2 separate regions of the Homo sapiens genome follow, and region 1 is linked to region 2. Evidence: chromatin loops called from intact Hi-C (ENCODE). Cell type or tissue: heart left ventricle. All regions are shown on one strand.

Region 1 (8,000 bases), 58 kb before region 2:
CTCCCCAGCCGCCTAAGGAATTGGGCCGCTGCCAGGCGTGGGAGGAAGCAAGATTGCCATTGAAATGGGAAGTGATGATCAGGCAGGGCTGGGAGCAGCAGCAGCACGATTGATGGGGAAAGCACTGGAAGAAGCTGAACTTCTGAAGCCAGCGACAGGGAGGGCCCTAGACTCTGTGGGTGGGCATGGCTGCCCAGGTACCCACACCACCCGCCCTACTCCCAGCCTAGGCCCAGGACTCCTGGAGGTTGGGGGATGCAGGGCCTGGTGTGAGTGAGGCTGTGGGGGAAGGATCCAGTGGGCATCCTTCCTGGGAATGGAGGTGGCCATGCCTGGGTCCTTGTGGACAAAGGCCAGGGACCAGGCCCGAGGTCGGTGTAGATAGCAGCTCAGAATGGTATCACATGCCTTACCCCTAGTGCCAAGTGTCAAAAGTGATCATCTCTCCGTAGAGATAGTACGGGAGAGGCTACCTCTTCACCTTCTGTACATATTCCACATGAATATGTATTACTTTTAAGCCAAAGGCATGTTTCTGAGGCCGCTTTTATCAGAATTCTCATTCCCAGCTTGCTGATAGGTATGGGGTCCCTGGTAGAGGTGTGTTTTAGAGGCTCTTGAGAAACCGGAACAGAGTCTCAGAGTGGATTTCCAAAAAGAACTGTGCACCCACCCTCACACACCACCCTGCTATAAAGGTGCTGGGAGGGAGGAGACACCAAGCCCATGGTGGCCTGGCGGCCTGGTGAGCCATGGGCCAGTCTGACCCATGCATGTGGGAATCGACCCACCGTCAGCTTAACTGACCCTCCATGTGACTGGGAAATGGACACAAGCCCAGCCGCTTGTCACACATCAAAGGCCTTCTTTTTAAACAAAAGCTAAAGCTTCACACTTGCAGGAGGGCTTAACGACAAGCAATTCTCCAGAACCATCCAAAGGCAGAGGGTTATGCAAACCCCCTTAAGAAGTCTCAAGTCCCTAAGCCCTGATGATAGACCTCAACAAAATACTGCGCCCTGTGGAACCTCCGACACTGCCACCTCCCCCGGCTCCCTGCAGAATAGCAGGCCTTGACCTTCACACAGCACCCTTCCTAGCACCCCTCACAGCCTAGACATGGTCAGCTCTCCATGTCCTGACCCCATGATTAGTCCAAATGCCTGAAGGCTGCCTGTGCCTTCCTGACCTCTTTTCCAGCTATTGCACCTTTCTCTGCCCTGTCCCAGCGTCCCTCACCTGGAAAGTGTGGCAGACCTGGGCCTCAGGTAGTGTGTGCCCTACAGCAGCAGCCCCAGGCCTCTGAGCACCAAGCTGGCTTCAATAGGGAACTCAGAGGCAGGTCACTGCTCCTCCTCTTTCCAACAAAGTCCCAAAAGCTCTGTGTGGCTTCTCGGTGGGATTCTGTCTTGTCCCTGGACTCACACTTCCCAGGAAGGAGACCTGTGCCCATCCTGACCCCACTGCCCCTCACTACTCCTAAGGCAGCAGGAAGAGGTAAAGGGAGAAGAAGGCTTGCATGTAGAAGCCGCTGGTGCCAAGACAGGGCTCAATGTGTGTGACTTTGTGCTAGCCCCTCGCTTTGACACTGAATGCACGCATAGTTCTCCCATTGAACCTGAGCCAGGACACGACATCCTCAATTCAGACTGTGTCTGGGCCCTTGGAAAGAGGGATTCAAATTTGTATTTTCTTTTATAGCCAAACCTTCCACATTCAATAAAATGAGGGGTTAGGATGAGGGCTCAGGGCCCTGGATTCAAGCCTCGGAGCTGTTTGTCACAGGCAGTCTTAAAGGTCTCTGGGCCTCAGTTTCCCCATCATAGAACTGGGACTGGATGGCTTGGCATGGTGCAGTGCCTTGGTGAGCCTGACCCATTATCTCGACAGGTCCTGAATCTCTTCCTGGCCTTGCTGCTCAGCTCCTTCAGTGCAGACAACCTCACAGCCCCTGATGAGGACAGAGAGATGAACAACCTCCAGCTGGCCCTGGCCCGCATCCAGAGGGGCCTGCGCTTTGTCAAGCGGACCACCTGGGATTTCTGCTGTGGTCTCCTGCGGCAGCGGCCTCAGAAGCCCGCAGCCCTTGCCGCCCAGGGCCAGCTGCCCAGCTGCATTGCCACCCCCTACTCCCCGCCACCCCCAGAGACGGAGAAGGTGCCTCCCACCCGCAAGGAAACACGGTTTGAGGAAGGCGAGCAACCAGGCCAGGGCACCCCCGGGGATCCAGAGCCCGTGTGTGTGCCCATCGCTGTGGCCGAGTCAGACACAGATGACCAAGAAGAAGATGAGGAGAACAGCCTGGGCACGGAGGAGGAGTCCAGCAAGCAGGTGGGCCCTCACCCCTGCATGTATAAGGCACCTACATATACAGGGCCCAGAGCTCTGCTGTCCGGGCCACCCAGCCTCTCTCAAAGCAGCTTCCCCTCCCAGACTGCCTTGGCAGTGGGTAGGGGTAGAAGGCAGGCCCTCCCCACAACAGCCAGCCTCTCAGAGGGGTGCTGAGACCAGCCCTCAACCCTCCCTTCCTAACTCAGTCCAGAAGCTGACCTGGGGAGGGGCTGCTATCCACCACTCATGCCCTGGCTGGGCATGGGGAGCTCATTGTACAGACAGGGAAACGGAGGCATGGCAAGAGAGACTTGCTGGGTGTTCCTCATGAGTTTAGAACAGAGCCTCTAGCCCCCAGTTCCCACACTGACCATTGTCCCCCCTCCAGGACTGGCAAGGTAGAGTGTCTTGGCGAAAGAGAAGTATGGTTTTCTGACCTCCAGACTGCCCCTTCCCCTCCTCCCACACCCAGGGCTCATTCTGAGATTTAAAAATAAGCATCCCTAAGACTGAGGTGTCAGGGACAGCACTATCTTATCTCGCAACCTGTTATTTTTAACACTTGGGACCAGAGTCTGCACAAAGCAGGCAGGGCCCACCCCTCCCCTCCCCTCCGTTCTCCCTTGGCCTGAGCCAGGCTCAGATGGCTTCTTCTCAGGGCTTTAGGTCAAGCCCCCAGGAGTGTTCTCCCTGTTGAGTCAGGCCCATCTTGGCTGCTTCCTCTGGGCCTGCACTGGCTGGGCCTGGCTGTGGAGAGCAGCTGCTCCCCATGTGTGGAACTTGATCTAAGGCTCTGGGCTTGGTTTCACATCCTCCTGCCTCCCTGTGGTCCCAGAGGCCACCCTTTCAAGTCAGGTTGCGGGGCAGTGGCAATGTCTGCTCAGGGAGAGGGAGTGTTGGTGTTGCCAGGACCACAGTTTCCAATGATCTCCAGCACAGGAGGGGAATTCCGGCTGTCTCTCATTTCCCTTCTCTGTTCCTTCTCTTGAGCCCATTGACTCTGGCTCCTGGGTGTGTGTGGTGTGTGTGGGGGTGTGTGTGTGTGTGTGCGCGCGCGTGCGCGCACGCAAGCCGGGAGTGCCACAGGGATTCATGAGGGAAGTCAGTGTGACCTTCCTAAGTACAGTGGCCAGCATTTGTGAGCTGGGCATCGTGGCCCAGCTGCACCCTTCCAGGGAGTCTGGGGAGGGGGAGTTATGCCAGGCCGGCCAGGGGCTTCCTGTCTCTAGGCCCTTTGCTTGGACCTACCAGGAGCCTCCCACCTGCCTGCTCAGGCCCCTTGAGGGAGGAGTCTTCAGTGAGATGGAGGCCCCATGAAGACAGCTGGAGGCAATGCCCCAGATGCATGGGCAGGGTCTGAAACCCCCAGGGTCAGGGCCCTGGAGACCCTCTGGCTGGGTGTGTGGACTCAGCTCATAGGCTGGGGTCTTTTCAGCAGGAATCCCAGCCTGTGTCCGGTGGCCCAGAGGCCCCTCCGGATTCCAGGACCTGGAGCCAGGTGTCAGCGACTGCCTCCTCTGAGGCCGAGGCCAGTGCATCTCAGGCCGACTGGCGGCAGCAGTGGAAAGCGGAACCCCAGGCCCCAGGGTGCGGTGAGGTAATGCATGCCTTTGTCCCTGAAGCCAGCTGGGCGCCGCTGCTTGGGTCAGAGCCAGGCTGTGAGAGGTGCATGCCTGCATTTGCTGTTGGGAGCCACAGCCACTGTCACAGGCAGCGTGGAAGACCAGTCTGCAGAGGGGAGGGTGGGCATCCCTGTCCTGACAGGGGAGAGACGGTACAGGGCCCAGGGCCAATGGGAAATTCTGGAAATTCTGGTCCCAAACTCTGATGCAGGACTAACCCACTACCTCCATGTGTTCACCCTCTCCACATACTCCATCCCTGTGTTTTGGTCCTGTTTGGCAAATGTTTGTCCTGTGAATCTCCCCATCCAAAGAAGACTTCAGGAGGCTGGGCACGGTGGCTCACGCCTGTAATTTTAATACTTTGGGAGGCCGAGGCAGGTGGATCACTTGAGGTCAGGAGTTCGAGATCAGCCTGGCCAACATGGTGAACAGGTTACCCGCCTGATTCTGTAAGCATTGGAGTTCGCAACCCCTGAGCAAAAGGCTTGTGGCATTGCTGACTAAGCCGCCCAGCCTCACTCACATCTAGCCCACGGAAGGTGGAGGGCACGTGTTCAGAGTGCTTGGTGGCCACTGTCCTGCAGCTTGACCTCACTCCGTCCAGCACTTGTGCCTTCTCCTCTTTTGTGAGATGGGCCCATGTGAGCTTTGCAAGCATGGTCAGTTTTTGGAGCACAAGGGCCTACTGGAGTCATCTTCCTGACTGTGCAGATCACGGTTCTTCCCCTGATGGTCTGAGCTGTGAAGGCATGTGGGGACAGGAAGACACAGGAGAGAGGCAAAATGCCATGGGAGAGAAGTGGCTCTCTCACACGGATGCTAACCTTTGAATGAATTTTATAAGTCTTCCTTTCTTCAAATCAGTTCATGGGGGAGCCTATATAAGGAGAAACAGGCTGGAGTTTTCCCGGGAAAGGGACTCCCTCGTCTCACCTGCAGTAGGACCTGAGAACGTGTCCTCTCACATGACAGCCCCATGGACTTCAGACGGCTCCAGTGTTTGGAAAGAAAAAATAAGCATGCTGCTCTCCTCTGGCCTGCCCCTTTCATCACCCAACTCCTTTCATCCCCCAGCTGAGCTAGGAGGAGAGGGGAAGGAACCCTCAATGCCATGGGGGACCACAAAAGACTGAGCCTCACCTCTCTGGCCAAGGATCCACCTTCTCTGAGCAGTAGGCTCTGTTTTCCCTCCAGAATCCACCCCTTTCCCATCACAGATCTCAAAAATGGAAAAGAAGCCCCTGAGACATCAGCAGATTGATTCATCAAAGGAAAAGAGAAGAGAGAAGGCAGCTGTAGGAGCATAGCCATGCCCAAGAATTCAGACAAGCCCCTCTCTAAATGGAGCCTGAGCCTGAGATGATGTGAGGCGGGGGCAGCGGAGATGGGGTCTTTGGACCTGACCTGATGCAAACGATGGATTTTCTTCCTTCACTGACACTCCTCCCCTGACGTACCGTTCCCTAGAAGCAGAGGGATTCCTATGCAAATGACTTGTTGAGGGGTGTTCTCAGGAGAAAGTAAGAGAAACAGGATGAAGCAAAGAAGGAAGCTACGGAAAGGCTTTCCAGCTGGAGTCAGCCTCATCCTGTCCCAAGTAGAGCTCTGGGGCATGAATTGCACCACAGCATTGCCCCAACTCAAGGCTAGGGGCTGGCCTTCTGTATTCTTGTATCAGTGGCTGCTGGGCACCGGCCACCCCTTGGGACGGCAGTCCCCCAGCTGAAGATGATTTTCTGGAGGAGGGCCAGCTAAGCAGCTAGCATTCAAGTGGCTGGGAATGGGTGCAGTGGTCTTATGTAGTGGAATTGGGCAGGGTACCCACAGTGGCCCCTGTAACACCCCTTTACACCCACACCCACAAGTGACACACACAGACACTCACAAGGGCACACCTGCATGCACATGCCTCTCTGTAGCCTCCCTATAATCAAGTTATTGAGGTCAGGGCAGCAGACTTGCAAGGACAGGAAGTGGAGGGCTCCATCACCTTCTCAGTCTCCGGGCTCTGTCCAGCACACCAGAACCCACGGGAACTGCGCAAAATGTGTGGGTGGGGTTGCTGGCCTGTTCTCTGCGGTCTGACCTTGCTGCCTGTGTGTTGCCCGGGATCCTGGTTCTGACTCTGTTCTGGATGTGACATGCCTGTTTCCACTGTGTGTGCCACACCACCACGATGTGTCCATGTCCCACTGTGTGTCCAGGTTGCTACCCCATGTCCGTTTTGCTCCCAGCTAGATGCAGTCCCCATCCCCAGTGGCTTCCCAGAGCTCTTTCACAGCCCCCACACCCCAGCCTTAGACTCCAGCAGACCAGAATCACAGACCCGGGAACCCCGAGGTCCAGCCTTGGCCCAGCCCTGACAGGCAAAAGTGGCTCTGTGCAGGTCCCAGGGTGCGTCATGAAGATGCTGCCTCCCTTCAGGGAGCCCTAAGCTCCTGCAGACTCTGGGCTCGAGGCCAAAGGCTGCTACTCAGCCCACACTCACACCCTTTCCCACCCTGTCCCACACCCCTGTCCATAGACCCCAGAGGACAGTTGCTCCGAGGGCAGCACAGCAGACATGACCAACACCGCTGAGCTCCTGGAGCAGATCCCTGACCTCGGCCAGGATGTCAAGGACCCAGAGGACTGCTTCACTGAAGGTAATGGCCCGGGCAGCCCTCTGCCCTAGCCTCAGTTCCACCCAGAGGGGACAGGAGGACCAGCAGCTCCTTGGAGCCCAGGGCCACGTGGCACCAACACCCTGCCTTAGATATCTGCCCACCTCCTCCATTCCTCTGTGACCCTGGGGGTTCCTCCATCTGCCTGACGTGTCTGCCCATGGAGTGCTGGGCTGGACAGCTGCACCAAGGACTGGAGACACTGTATTTGTGGTGTGTTGGCACCACTGTATGCCCAACAGCAGTAGGGTCTGGGTCTAATTCGCTCCTGTACCACCAGGCCCTGGCACGGTGCCTGACACATAGTAGGCCCTCTGTAAATCCTTGAGGCAGGGATGACATGTGGCCATGTTGATTGGCATCTATAGCTTTTATGGATTGGTGGTATATTTGGAGGATAGCTGGGGATAAAATGAGCTGGGGATAAAATAAGCTTGGCCCGGCACGGTGGCTCACACCTGTAATCCCCACTTTGTGAGGCTAAGGCAGGTGGATCACCAGAGGTCAGGAGTTCAAAACCAGCCTGGCCAACATGGTGAAACCCCATCTCTACTAAAAACACAAAAAATTAGTTGGGCGCGCTGGCAGGCACCTGTAATCCCAGCTACTCAGGAGGCTGAGGCAGGAGAATCTCTTGAACCCGGGAGGCGGAGGTTGCAGTGAGCCAAGATTGCACCATTGCACTCCACACTGGGCAACAAGAGTGAAACATCTCAAAAAAAGAGAAAAACAAAATGAGAGTTTGCCCTCCATGTGACACATCCATGGGGGCTCTCATTGAGGGATCTGCCCTTCCCAAGGCTCAGAAACTACAAACATGGAGAAGACCCAGGGAATGCCCAGGAGTTCCTACCATTTTCCCAGGGGGACAGTTTCCCAGATGAGCAGCGGACAAGCTGGAACCTATCCCAGCCCAGCCTTGTCCCTGCCCAGACCTGCCAGGCTGTTCACCCACTCGCTGGGTGCTCAGTCCATCCATCCTCCTCAAAGAGTGCCCGCAGAGCGTGTGGCCCCCACGGGTGGTGCCCACGGCCCTCGCTCACACGGCCCTGCTCACCATATTGCCCTGTTCGCCACCCCCATCATCGTAGCTCTTTCTCTCAGTCATCTCTTCAACCATCCAACCTTCTGCCATTAGATGTGGGCATTCACAGGCCCTGAGGTGGGCCTGACCCTCACTCTCTCCCATAGGCTGTGTCCGGCGCTGTCCCTGCTGTGCGGTGGACACCACACAGGCCCCAGGGAAGGTCTGGTGGCGGTTGCGCAAGACCTGCTACCACATCGTGGAGCACAGCTGGTTCGAGACATTCATCATCTTCATGATCCTACTCAGCAGTGGAGCGCTGGTACCCTCCTGGGGATGCAGGGTTGTGGCAGGGAC
Region 2 (8,000 bases):
CAATGCATGGTTTGGAGGCATGAAACTAAACAAATGCCTTCCCAATACTCTACATCCACAGGGATACAAATGCAGTGTCATCTGTGGGCAGTCTTCCTGTTAACTTGACACAAGATCAGCCCTCCATCTGCAGGTGTCAAAGCTCCCTTAATAATTAGTTCCTGAGTCAAATATAATACTGACAAAAACATTGTAGATCTTTCATCTTTTGGGGGAATTTTTAGTCATAAATTTAGGATTCCACTGTTTCTTTAAAGCAAAGCCACTAGTAGCTGAGGGTGATGGTGTGTGCCTGTAGTCCCAGCTGCTCAGGGGGCAGAGGCAGGAGGATTGCTTAAGCCCAGAAGTTTGAGGCTATAGTGAGCTATGATTCCACCACTGCACTCCAGCCTGGATGACACGGCGAGACCACATCTCTTAAAGAGAAAAACTTTTTAAAAAGCAAAAAGCAAAGCCACTAAAATATGTTAGCCTAAAGAGGGCATGCCTGCTTCATTACAGACGGTATGACACATCTTGAGATAAAAACTAGGATGGCTTTCTTATCTGGGTTCCTGACTGCTCCTTAGCTTTGAGTTCTTCTAGCTTCTTCTCATAGCGACTCATAAAGTAATCATCTGGTTCAATCTCTGCATTCTTCAAGTTTTCCATGATCTTTTCCAGTCTGAGCACTGATCGGGCTCCTTCAATCTTTCTTGTACTCAAGTACAAGGTGAACTCCTGGAAATCCAGGAGCTTACAGGTGTCCACAGAGCAGATATTCCGGATATCACTAGTTCTATCCAAATGAGGAAAAAACACCAGTCCTGACAACTTCTCTAGGTCCTGGAGGCTCACTTGGAATTCAGTTAACTGGGGCTGGAAGCCGATGGCTTCATTGGGTACCACAAAGGCCCCTAGCGCCAGTGGTTCGGTAGATACTGAGCTTCTGCGGGCCAGGATTACCTTATAAAGGTGTGAGGGGACTGCCACGTTGTCCTCGCCAATCACCTAAAAACAAAGCAGCCATATTAGTGATGCCAATTTGTGCTAACAGTTCGCAAATTTTTTCTGAAAAATACTTATTTAATGCATTGCTGAAATGTACTTATAAGCCATCCCACTCTGTTCTAATGAATTTAAATTCAACTGCCAAAAATAATAAACTGACTCAGAGATTCACATACAAGAAGAGTATTTAACAGGTCAATTCTGATCACATTCTTTAAAATAATATAACCCCAGGTGAGGCACGGTGGCTCATACCTGTAATCCCAGCACTTTGGGACGCCAAGGCGGGCAGATCACTTGAGGTCAGGAGTTCAAGACCAGCCTGGCCAACATGGTGAAACCCCATCTCTACTAAAAAAAAATACAAAAATTAGCTGGGTGTGGTGGCAGGCGCCTGTAATCCCAGCTACTTGGGAGGCTGAAGCAGAAGAATTGCTTGAACCCAGGAGGCAGAGGGTGCAGTGAGCCGAGATTGCACCACTGCACTCCAGCCTGGCCGACAGAGCAAGACTCCACCTCAAAAAATAAAAATAAAATAATGCCAACCCAAAGATCAGGGGTCACAGTCTCTGTTCTGTTTGTAGGACAAAGGACAAAGGAATGCCATGAGTGAGTCCTGGTTTTTTAATAGACAAGAAAAGCTGTCATTTTCTCTTCATCTCATAATCAGAACTTCTGGTGCTCCAAACATTCAAAGGTCAAAACTGCAGGCTTGGGTACTCCCAGCTCTAGAAATAAAAACATGGCCTTAGTTTATGAAATTCACTAGGGAACTAAACAGATAGCCCTTAGAGAAGCAGCCAGGTGTCAAGTCAACATTACCATCTCCAGGATCACTTCAATTAGGGCTAATTTTTAAAATTAAATTACATAAATGTAAATGCTGTTTGCTCTGAGTTTTGCACATCCTTGGGCTTGTGATCAAAGAACTTCTAAATATGTTGTCATATCAAACATTTTGGAAAGGTATCCACACAATGAAGAAGCCAGAGCCAGGGTCAGGCCTAGAAAACATAAATTAGTTGTGTGGTTTGGCTGAAATTAATGAAATAACATTATTACTAAACCTTTTCAAATTTCCTTCCAATTGGCATCTGGGCCAGGTGTGGTGGCTCATGCCTGTAATCCCAGCACTTTGGGAGGCCAAGGCAGGCAGATCTCCTGAGGTTGGGAGTTTGAGACCAGCCTGACCAACATGGAGAAACCCCATCTCTACTAAAAATACAAAATTAGCTGGGCGTGGTGGCGCATGCCTGTAATCCCTGCTACTCGGGAGGCTGAGGCAAAAGAATCACTTGAACCCGGGAGGTGGAGGTTGCAGTTAGCCGAGATTGTGACACTACACTCCAGCCTGGGCAACAAGAGCGAAACTCCATCTCAAAACAAAACAAAACAAAACAAAAAGGCTTTTTTGAAAAAGAAAATACTCAACATCTATTTACTTAATGGTCCCCAATAACTGACATAATCCAACTAAAACATGCTCATTGGTATTACTGCCCCTCCCGGGCCCTTCCCTGGTAAGAGTCAGTTTTCTTTCCTGATCAGACAGCTCTGCCTGCAGCAAGATTCCTTCTTGTGAGCCCAAATAAGACAGAGACACGACAGCTACAAAGGAGGTTTCTTTTCTGCTTTTTTCAAGCTCCTACCTACATGGCACACAGCCTGGGAACTCCATGGCCATCTGCTGTCTGTCACACATGAAGGTCCCACTGCCAAGACCAATTGCAGAGCTTCAGGGAAGACCCGTGCACGGGAATGATTTCCATAACCAACTGTCTTCGAAGTTACTGAAAGTGGTTGGTCGGGGTGTGGTGTAAAGTCTATGAAACTATGTACTACAAACATAAAATCCCCATTTCACCCCAAAAATTCATTTATGCAGCTGGGAAGATAAACATACTCTTCAAAGCCAAAAATATACTGAGGGAGAACCCTATGGAAGTCCACAATTAACTCACAAATAACCAAAAGATGTTAATTCAACAATGCAACTCAGAGGTCCTGTGCCTGGCATTGCTGGAAATACAGAAAAGAATATGCTTTAAAGTATATGCAGCTGGTGCCTCCACTCAAGAAACTTACCACCTAGAGTGGGAACCAAGACCTTCAGCTTTCACTACAGGTAGAATGTGGTTAGGTACCAATACAAAGCCCAAATAACAGCACGAAGGGGATTCAGGGGAAGCTGGGGACCAGAACTGAGGGCACAGATGCAGCTGAGCCATAGTTTGCAAAGAGGGAGAAGGTGAAAGGGGCTTCAAGTATTCCAGGTGCTAGCTAGGAATCCAGCAGTTAAACAAAGTCTTTGCGCCACCTTGTGGACATTCCCCATCACTGCAGTACAGTTCAAGAACATTCACTTGATTTTCTCTCCTCATGGACTCCTTGTCTACAAACAAACGGCAATTTTCAAATATAATTAACATGCCCATTGCTGCCATGCAGAGCTAATCAGGCTCGTAAAATTCCAGCCAAAAGTAAAGACGTTGGACATTTTCAGTTCTACAGCTTTACTTTATGCAAATGTACCATTTCTATAGGTGTTTAAAAACTCTTACAATTGCTAAAGGACCTCGATTCTACTTTTGAGAAACCTCATGGAAACAGAAATTCCTATTAGGAATCACAGGTGTGATCCTTCTACCCATGACCTTCTCACACTATTTCAAGGGGGTAAAATACTATCCCTAGAACTAAGGAGAAAAATAAAAACTTAGCCACTCACTAATCTCTTTTCTGATTCAGTCTGCTTTGTTCTTAGGAAGCAAACATCTTTAATCTGTCTAATATAGGGACAGGTCCTAGTTGGGTATTCAGAAAAACACACCGTTTCTTCCTTGAATTTAAGACAATTTTTTAAAACAACATCAATCGTAAAATATTTTAGAGCTGTCTCTTTAAAGACAACTCAATCTACATAATAAATTTTTCCTACTTTTGGAAAAATTGGGAGACTTCCAGAAATGTTTCTAAACACTACTAGAGGTTTGGTGGACTGGAAGCCCAGAGACCTGGTCAAACCTGGCTTTGCCACTAAGCTGCAAGTCGCGTCCACCCATTTCTTGTTTCTTCATTTACAAAATACGTAACAGCCATCCCCGTGGGTGGATTGCTATTTTGTATTTTATAAATGCCTCTCTCATAGAATTGTTATGAAGATACAATGACATGTTAGTTAAAAATTTTTCAAAATCTACAAGATCTATGTAAAAAGCTATTTTGTAGTGGACATCATTCAAAAGATACAACGGCATTTGGTACAAAAGATGGTTTTACAGAGGGATGGGGGCGGGGGAAACGTATAATCAAGCAAGATTAGACTAGTTACAGGTCAGCAATGGGGTTTCAGGAGGAGAAAGCAACTTGGGCACAAATGATGTCTGTAACAAAGGACTCAAAGGCTTAACATAAACCAAGTCTAGTTAATCAGTGAGTCAGCAAACAACCCTTTTCATGTAAGATTTAGGTATAAAAATATTTTGCAAAGGAAACCCTTGCTGCTATTAAATTCCCAAGAAGCACTGAACTCTACTCAAGACTGTAGCAAAAATTGGAAGTCAACTGGGAGTTAACTAGAAAATACAATACATAAGCTGGCACTCATTCGCAACCTGAAGCTAGTTTTCTTATATACTGGCCTGAGCTTGTTTCCTTCCATCCAAGAGACAGAAATGACAATTTGCCACCACCACCTGTGCCACCCAGACCCAGAAGAGACCCAAAACAAACAATACCCATATTAAGCCTGCCATTTGTAAGGTCATACATACTGTAAATGTGCCTCCAATAAAATATTAAGCAGCATCAAGAGGAAAAAATATGTACCTGCTAGAATTAGATAGATATATTTGGTTACATTCCCCTGGTAAGACAAAAAAAGAAACTCCAAAAATAAAACTAGAGGGACAGATCAAGAGACCACGCCCTTAAAAAGTCATGCCGATCAAGTGAAAGAAAGAAACCATGGGAGTTTGATAAACAGGAAATCCGAACCTGAGGGGGGGAAGGAACATGAAAAGTGAGGGAGTCACAAAGTGTGGTAAAGTCAACAAGAATGTGGTCGCCCCCTGTGTTATCTATAGAGCCTCAGCAGATGCTTTTGTGGCAGCACAAACCCTGGAAGACGGTACTTCTCACACTGGGGTACCTGTTCCAGGCCAAAGGGTAGCAGCCTACTAAGTCACAGTAAAACAAGCACCCTCTTTCTAGGCTGTCAATGGTACTTGAAAATTTAGGGTGAGGGTAGGGAGACAACCAGTAAAATAATTTAACTTTCATTAAAACAAATAGATATGGAAATGAACAAAAGCTTTCCCTAAATATAAAGCAAGAGACTTAAAAAAAAATATTACTCCCATATCACTTCAAATGATGTCTCAAGACTCCTGAGGGCATTTTCAATTTCCTCCCCTTTAGGGTTAGTATAATGGAAGTTTGCAAAGTGCTGTTATAAAAGAACACAGATTGTTAAATATTTCTAACATTACCACCATCACTGAGTTCTAAAATCTGAAGCTCACTTTCTTGTCAGACCATTTATAATGTCCAAACCAGAATCTTCAGGTATGTTTCACTTGTCTGGAATCAACCTCTTCTTGAAACAGGAACATCAGAGAAAGCACAGGGATGACCTCAGCTATATAATAAAGGGGGTGATTCTGATTAGAACTGTCAGATGACTCACTTCTGATAAAATCACTGCTACGAATCTTCCCTTAGGCTCATATTCACTCAAGTTCTATGATGATGTGATCCTTTCCTACATATTCTAACAGACATTTCTGCCTGGCTATAAGGAATCCTCCTCTTGGCCCATTTTCTGTTATTTTTGCATGCTAGCAAGTATCACTTGTAACTCCTCTCTCCATCCACACCATCTTTTATTATCTGCTAACCTTAAGCTTTTGTATATGAACAGCACAGCAATTCATTTACTATAAACTTGAGCGCTTCAAAGAGTAACACTGTGAATGACTGGCAATTGTCAGACAGACCCATGTTTGGATACCCTCTTTGACAATTATAAGCTATATGCCTGAGACTTGATCCTTAAAGCCTTGATTTTCTTGTCTATAAAAGAAAATGGTCACTACTTTTTTTGTAAGGGTGTAGTGAAGATTGAATGAGATGCATATATAAAGCTACTTACATACTGCCTGGTATACCTGGCCCTCAAGAAATGCCAGTTCATTTGCTTTACTTCCCCCAAAGTAAAAACACATATATGCTTCATTGCCTGGACAGAAAACTAAATAAACCCTTTTATTGGGTACAACTTCCTAAAATAAGGTTCAGAGTATAGTTGTAAGCAAGCAGTAAATATTAAATGGCTAGATCTGAGAAAACAAAACACTTTCCAAGCACTCTGAATTGCCGTACGTAATTGCAAGACATTGCCTTGAAAGTGGGAATTCATGATTCAAATTATTCGTTGCTTGAGAGAAACAGACCAGTCTCCAGCACTGGGCAATGCTGTGTCCCCTTTCCCAGAATAATTAAAGGACATCATTTTATCTATATTTGTTTTATAATTAATTGCCTACTTTTCAAAGGCCCTGCTTGCTAGAAAATTATCTTGAAGTTCTTGCCTAAACTTTTTAGCTGGTCATTTGAAGTTTCTGCCACCAGGCCCCAAACTTTCCTTTTATTTTTGTCTCCTTCCCTACATGAACGCTCTAACTTAACTGTTTTCTCAGCATATATCCTATCGCTTCTCATCTCTTCACCTTGCCTAGGTAGACCTCCCACATCTCTATTTCTTAACCAAATTCTCCCAAGTTTATAGATACATGTGTGTGTGCATATATATAAAAATTTGGGCCCAATTAAATTCTTGGCAAGAATTTCAAGATAATTTTTCAAATTTATTTTACTAACAAACTATATTTTGCTTTCATCTAACAGATACACCAAAGATTTTTAGGTTTAAAATTCTACCTGAAATAAAGTTTGACTTGAAATATAATGCCAAAACTAATAAAAGCAGTATTATTATGGAGATATTTGTTAGTGAAAAACATAAATATATAAAAGTAGATGTCAGTTTGATATGCTTCTGAGAAAACTGAAAAACCATATGCTCCTCCAGAAATATGGATTCGTGAAGTCAATATTCAACTTTACATATACATACACAATGTACAAACACAGTGAACTGCTTTCCTAATGACCAGTGTCTGTCAATCCCTGTTTTGAAATACAAGAACACAGAAAGCAGAGGAGAAAGGCCTTCTCAACAGTGAGCCACTAAAGGCAATGGAATCCATATACTACGAGCTTTGGGGCTCTCTCCATCCACTACAAAAGGCTAAAAATAAATGTGGTGAACACACCTGACAAACCAAACAGCAGAGCAAGCACTCAAGAATCAATCTGAATTGCTGTCCAGATCTTGGTTTCTAAACATCAATCCCCACTAAAAGGATCCAGTGCTCCTTGGAGAAATGGCCGATGGCCAAGATGAACATGGAACATAGCCTTATACCAGAAAGTAGGAAATGCTAAAAAATGATGAGGATGCATCAAAAGGACACAGGAGACACTGGAAGGAGCTCCCACTGGCTAAATCTGGGGCAATTTGAGCATCAAAATGAACAATCACAGTAAACATTAAAACTCTTTGAATAAAAATAAATCTGTGAGTCTACATTGATAACAAGGAAAAGCTCTAACAGTGGAATGTCAACTAATAAATTAAGGAGTAAGAATTAGAAAGTCATCATTTAGCAACTAACATAGTAATAACTAATTCAGGCAGGAAATATCAATGGATGCTAAAACTATTGAGTGAAAGTTCGAAGACGAAAAAGATGCTTACATCGCCTCAAAGTATTTCCACAGATTACTTATAAATTCCAAAGGGGGAAATGGTGAAAAAACCTGGTAGACACCACCTTAACCAAGTAAAGTTAAAATCATCAATAATCAGACAAACTGATATTATGCACCTCCTGATGCAATGCACTGAGAAGGACACAAGATCACTGCTCCTACATTCTGCCAAAAAC

The links. A loop is a pair of places that touch in the nucleus more often than their neighbours do. Peaks named below come from ENCODE experiments on the same cell type or tissue, not always from the same donor. Only the 100,000 strongest peaks of a DNase experiment are listed, where the experiment ranks them.
Region 1: it touches region 2 in a loop (2.7-fold over the local background); 7 of 110 quality-filtered maps call a loop at or near these places.

What each region holds. Positions count from the first base shown.
Region 1 is chr3:38,575,262-38,583,261 of GRCh38, reverse strand. SCN5A (sodium voltage-gated channel alpha subunit 5) reads left to right here. Exons shown (of 28, transcript NM_000335.5): 17 at 1,891-2,331; 18 at 3,770-3,928; 19 at 6,481-6,601; 20 at 7,811-7,965. Among named protein-coding and RNA genes, the nearest start is that of SCN5A, 70 kb to the left of the region's middle. RefSeq lists enhancers at 525-1,508, 2,475-2,975, 1,766-4,900. In heart left ventricle, a CTCF peak has its summit at 3,856; DNase peaks (open chromatin) are centred at 2,004, 3,023 and 3,941; H3K27ac peaks cover 6,963 bases.
Region 2 is chr3:38,516,891-38,524,890 of GRCh38, reverse strand. EXOG (exo/endonuclease G) reads right to left here. Exons shown (of 6, transcript NM_005107.4): 6 at 1-990. The coding sequence ends at 529. Among named protein-coding and RNA genes, the nearest start is that of EXOG, 25 kb to the right of the region's middle. In heart left ventricle, a CTCF peak has its summit at 3,311 (motif pointing left); no DNase peak of the experiment used is centred here; H3K27ac peaks cover 3,302 bases.